Regions from separate parts of the Homo sapiens genome. Here region 1 is linked to region 2. Evidence: chromatin loops called from intact Hi-C (ENCODE). Cell type or tissue: Caco-2. All regions are shown on one strand. Each heading gives the region's core, and the rest is flanking DNA. Links, peaks and the distances in the headings are about the cores only. Region 1 overlaps SEMA6A (semaphorin 6A). Region 2 overlaps SEMA6A (semaphorin 6A).

Evidence for each region. Hi-C counts contacts between places; a loop is a spot of excess contacts. Peaks named below come from ENCODE experiments on the same cell type or tissue, not always from the same donor. Only the 100,000 strongest peaks of a DNase experiment are listed, where the experiment ranks them.
Region 1: a loop joins it to region 2, with 2.1 times the contacts of the local background. A loop is called at or near these places in 2 of 110 quality-filtered maps.

Annotation. Positions count from the first base shown.
Region 1 is chr5:116,531,396-116,534,316 of GRCh38, reverse strand. The region is part of intron 1 of SEMA6A (semaphorin 6A); the gene reads left to right. Among named protein-coding and RNA genes, the nearest start is that of SEMA6A-AS2, 42 kb to the left of the region's middle. In Caco-2, for the core only: no CTCF peak of the experiment used is centred there; DNase peaks (open chromatin) are centred at 1,296 and 2,506.
Region 2 is chr5:116,470,773-116,473,693 of GRCh38, reverse strand. SEMA6A (semaphorin 6A) reads left to right here. Exons shown (of 19, transcript NM_020796.5): 17 at 601-621. It overlaps SEMA6A-AS1 (SEMA6A antisense RNA 1), which reads right to left. Exons shown (of 3, transcript NR_109879.1): 3 at 2,021-2,503. Among named protein-coding and RNA genes, the nearest start is that of SEMA6A-AS1, 25 kb to the right of the region's middle. In Caco-2, for the core only: a CTCF peak has its summit at 1,284; no DNase peak of the experiment used is centred there.

The DNA.
Region 1 (2,921 bases), core at 312-2,811, 61 kb before region 2:
TGGTCTGATTTATGCTGCACACATGTGAATTTCAGCAAAACAAAATGGTGGCAGCAAAGACAGGGAAGGGAAGGAATTCTAGTTAAATTTAGGAAGAATCAATAAGGCTTGCTGAGATAAAGCCATAGGATCCAGTAGATAGTCTGATTGCCTTTTTGAAAGTAGTTTTGGTGAAGTTACAGAAGGAAGAAAAAGATAGTTTTAGAATGAATAAGAGGTTAGGAAGTAAATGTAGGTTGTGCCCACCCTTGGAAGGTGTTTGGCAATGAAGGAAAGGACTTTTCCCTCAAGGGAAGAAAAGGTGGAGAGAAAGGTTCGTTTGGAATAGGGAGACAGGCATATTTAGGGAGTATCAGTGAATTGGGAGAGAATGAAACTACCAGAGAAAGGGCATAGAGATGGCTGCCTTGTGGAGGCTGGAGAGAATGAATTCCCAGCATAGGTGAAGGAGAGGCAGCCATGGACCTAAGTGGAGACTGGAGGGAGTGAAGCCTGGAGGTGTGAGGGATGAAAGGTGAGGGCTGCTGGCCCCAGGACCTTTGTTTGTCCCCTGATAAAGATCCAGGCTTCTGCTTAAAGGGCAAAATAAATTTTGAAGAGAGTAGTAGGGTTTAGCTACCTCAGGATACTGAGAGGTGCTGCTTTCCAGCTAGAGAAAGGAGTGATAAGCAGTTAGCAGCTTTGCTAAATTTGTTTCACAGTCCTTCCAAACAGCTACATACTGTACAATTTTTCTCTGACAGTGCCGCCTCGCTCCAGAGAAAAGTATGCTGATATACTTTGGAAAGATTTTCAATAAAAAGGGCTTTCTAAATAACTTTTAGTTTAACCAGGAAATCATTCAACCAGAACCCCCTTCCCCCAAGTATTCTAGTTAGTCAAAGTTTTACTGAAACATGTCAGCATTGAAAAATGCAAAAGGCAGCTAAGTAGGTCTGACTAAAAAGGTGTAAGAAATCCCACATCTGTGCACAGAGCAGCAGTGTCGAGTCTCTTCAACTGTTAGGCATTTCAAACCTGCCATCTCCAATGCACGACTAGTGGAAAAAAAAAAAAAAAGGAAAAACAAAGAAGGAAATCTATGACATAGAGTAGAAAGCCCATTCAGAGGGTTCCAGGGCACATGTGTGTATTTAGTTGTACAGAGCATTTTGAAATGTTGACTTAGCAATTAACTCAAAGCTTTGCATAGTTTGAATTAACAGTAAAAGATCAAAAGGCCAAAACTTTACCAAATAGATGTGTGATAGGATTTATTTTCAAACAGTCCTGTAAGAATTTCTGCCATGCCTACACAGGGCCAAGTTAAGATGTGTTTGTGATCTCTTGGCAGAGGGGGTGGAGAAACCTGATCCTGCACTTTGTAAATTATAAACTGTTTACACCTGTCATCTCTGTCTGTGTCCCTGTTAATGATACCTTAACAATTGGCTAAGTGTGACAAAATGCTAAGAGCTGGCACTTTCAGAGCAACCACATCCAGAGGGATGTTATTAATGTCCACTGGAGTTTGAGAGAATAACAAAGCACCGTGACATACAGAGGACTTTTTTTTTTCTTTTCCAGTACCGATAAGTCTTTACTGATTCATTGATTTTCCTAGGGAAAAGAGAAGGGAAGGGAAAAGAGTCAGCATGTGTTACAAGATGGTTAGAAAATGGGAAAGGGAGTGTCCAGCACAGCAAAATCAACCATCAAATAAACACACCCCAGTGATGGGGTCACCGAAGCCCAGAGGGGCTCCATCTCCTGCAGTTCAGGACTGGGGGGGAGGGATCAGAAAAAGAACAGGCAGGTTACAGGCTACCCTCTCTCCCTCCCCATAAATTCAAGATTTCACACAAAACTTTGGTTTCTAGCAGTAAACATGGAGTTACATTTGTCTGTCTCCTATTAAACAGTCTTGTGGCCACTTTGACATAAATTTCTTGCACCTGCATAAAAGTATCTCAGTGACTTGGATATACATTCATATTCCCTTTGTTGGCCGCCTGACCCCACTTTCTATACCGAAGGCCCCCAGTTGCTTCTTTCTACTTTAGGATTAAAGATTAAGTAGGCTTGATCCATCCAAAATACAGCAGTGTCTTAAGTGTTTGGCATAAATCACATCAAGAAATGGTGTTGACTCAGGAGGTTGGGAATGTTAGAAATGCTTGTTCCTCGGTGCCACAAAGAAATAGCACTCGAACATAAATTTAATTTCCTCAGCAAGGCAATTTTTACTTCTATAGAAGCGTTTGACTTGTAAATACAGTAATGGTGAGAGCACACTTGAACAAGGGAGGGGAAGGGGTTCTTATTCCTGATGCAGGTGGTCCCTACCTCTGTGTTGTTCCCCTATTGGCTAGGGTTGGACTGCACAGTCTCAGCTAATTCCAGTTGGCTCTTTTAAAGAGAGCAGGGGTATGAGCCAGAGTGGCAGGGTGAGTGGCTTGGTGGGAAGGACAGTTAGGAACAAGTAACTAAAGGTGACTTAGGTTACAGCAGGTGACCAGAGGTGACTCAGGTCAAAGCAGGTGACTGGGATGAGTCAGGACAGAGCAGGTGACCAGGGGAACAGATGTGAACTACTGATTAAAACTGGTGGAAAAGGTTTACTGAAACTAGAAGCAAGGGGGCAAACAGAACCAGGACGTTAAACTTTAAAATGGAGAATCAAAGAATAAGAGGGCTGAACATACTGAAATAATTCAACAAGAACCCCCTTCCCCCAAGTATTCTTTGAAGAGAAACTTGGGAATCACTATATCTAACAGGAGCAAGGGATGGAGGACACCTAGCGTCAAAATTTTACACAAGGACTTTCACCACCAGATTTTGAATGTTTTTAGGAAGGTCCTGGGAAATGTCTCCAGTCGAACAGGAGGGCCTTTACACAAGGTAGATTGGGCCCGGGTGAAACATCCAGAGGGCTCCAC
Region 2 (2,921 bases), core at 273-2,772:
TAAAGGGAAATGAGGAAATCACAAAGAGCCAGTGTTAGAGGCTGAGTGAACCAGAGATCTGACCCCAACACACAGCACACACCCAGATATGTTGCCTAATATGTGTAAGGGTTTGTTTTTTGTTTTAACTTCCAAACTAAAACCCCTGATGATTTCAGAACACTGTAACACTGGACAGTTTCTCACAGCATGGTTGTGAGGATGAAGTAAAAAGAGAATGTAAAGAATAAGTGTTTTCTTTGTAAGTGTGGTCCAGGTATCACTTATGCATATGCATGTCCCTCTGTATAAAGAAGGGTTTAAACTCTCGAAGTCACCTATAATTGCAGTTACCATTTCGTCTGCCAACTCTTGCATTTTCTCTGCCTCTTGGCAAAGGCAGTGACTTGGAGGAAATTCACTTGGTGGAAGAGATATGGAGGTGAGAAATCGGACTGAGTAGAAGGCATCTTACATTACACGCAGAAATTAAAAAGCACTTACTTAGTATCGGGGACCATACGCTGGCATAGTTCTGTGTTAGCTCATTCCCACTTATGTAAGTCGCCCCAAGCAGAGCGTAAAACATTAAGTAACCTTCTCCTCCCTTTTGTCTTTCAGATTCCTTTGTGGCACTGAATGGTAAGGAAGATATTACTCTCATAATTCCATACTGGTGGAAACCTATCTGAGAATGTCTATTTCATTAATCCTCTTGAGTATGTTCAAATCTTAAGTTTCTTTTTAATTAATTTTTTATCCTCATCATTTTTTTATAGACATTTCAACTCCTCTACCAGATAATGAAATGTCTTACAACACAGTGTATGGTCAGTTTACGGATTTTTTTTTTTTTTTTAAATTCGTGAAGTCATTCATCCAGCAGTAGTTTATAGTTTTCATTCCTAAACATCATGGACCAGATTCTTTGTTACTTTAGGGCCCCAATTCACTAAAATTATTTATTAATTTCACCGTCCTTCAAAAATTACTCTGCCTATGTGAGACAATTGATGTGGGAGACTGAGTCCTAAATTTTTAATCCAGATAACATGAAATATGCCAACCTTAGGGAATTTGGTGAATACATTTAATGAGTTCTTGAGGGAGAAGAAATTGCTTTTGAACATAAGTATATCCAAGACAAAGGAATAATGCTCCTAACTGATAGACTATAGCTCCTCAGCTGATACAGTTCACCATCCCCCAAAATGCTGGCACTCAGGACAATACCCTCTGCTGGCGAAAATCTATACAGGATACACAGGTCAGGCTCTTATTAGACAAAACTTTCCAATATAGTATGAAATTGGCCACTGAAATTTAAGCTCAAAAAGAGTATGAATATTTAGATATGTTTTCAGTGCGATTTCTTCAGAATGTAGACAAGGAAGAGTGACGCAGTGGAAATGATGTGCAAACAGGATTTATCTCATTGTTCTTGGTCTGAAATACACAATCACTATATTAAACAAAGCTACTAAGCCCATAAACAGAATATTCTGAACTCTTTATATGAGAAGTTGAAATGGAGCTGTTCCATTTACATTTCTCAAGGTACCCCCAAATATTTATTAGGGTAAACTATCCATGTGTTTTTTTAAAGTATGATATGAAAAACATCCATGTGATGGCAAATTTAAGCCTCTGCATTATAATGCAAGCTGTGAGTTTCATGTATACACAGCCATTTTATAGTTTGTGTGTTTAAGATATATAATCAAGCAACAGATCCAGGACAGTCTTTAAGTACAGAAATAGGTAAATAAGGGAGGGAGAAAAATAAATTTTAAAAAAGGGAAAAGAAAAGAAACAAAGGGGAAGGAAAAGAAAGCAATGCAGGTTTATGATCCAAAGAAATAGTTCCTGATGGCTACAAATGTGTTTAATAGCTCTTTGTAAACTCTCACTCCCTGTGTCAAATTAGCATACATAAATAGCCTTTTTGAATATCTTAAAGACTGGCTTATACATTGGAGCTGTGTAGGTATGGAAAACAGTGCTTGGTTTCTCCTGACTGGCCTCCTTGTGAAGTAAGGCAGTGTGGAGTAGATAAGCCCACAGAATTCATCCAACTTTAATGTTCCCTCATCTATGATTGAAACCAGAATATTGAACACCAAAGACTAGAAGAAAAATTGCTCAGAAGGCAAATGTCACCTAGTTGAGACTGCCTTGAGGAAAAAACCGCACTTAGCATCTGCTTTTTTCCAATATGATACTTTGCGATCATTTCCTATAATTGAATAGTCTTCATCAGATTTTGAGAAATTAAGATCTTGAAACGAATTGAACCAGCAACCTCCCCAGCATTCATCAATCATACCAAGACCAATTTTAACTCCCAGGTAATTTCTTAAATAGACAGAATAATTAAACTATGAGATACTCTTATGAACAAAAATCACTACCTAAGCTATGTTCTCTCTTATTTCCTTTACAAAAGGAAAGGTACTTACTTATTAATGCTTCCGTGTTAACACTTTAAGGGATGATGCTCATTCATTTTCAGGTCTTGAGGCAACTAAAGAAGAGGTGGAATTTTTCTTTCAGCTAATGATCCTATCCATTTCAGGCTAAATCTATTCAGTGTGAAGCAGTTAGATGATTAATTGACCATCAAAATGAGAGCTGGTTCAGACAGTACTTACAAAAATATTGGCAACTTTTTAAAATAAACCATTGCAAGGGATGTTAATTTTGGAGTTAATAAACCCAGAATAGATTTCACTAATTCATTCGGCAAATACTTGTTGAGCAACTACTGTGTCCTAGGCACTGTACTGGGCACTGTATTTGTAGCATCGAAAGAAGAAACAAATTGCTAATTGTATGAGCATGGATATAGACAAGAAAGCCAATTCCAAAGTAAAAAGTGCATGCACACTGTTTCTAGCTGTATCCTCTGCATGTCCTGCACTCTGTGGCTGAGTGTAGGCTCA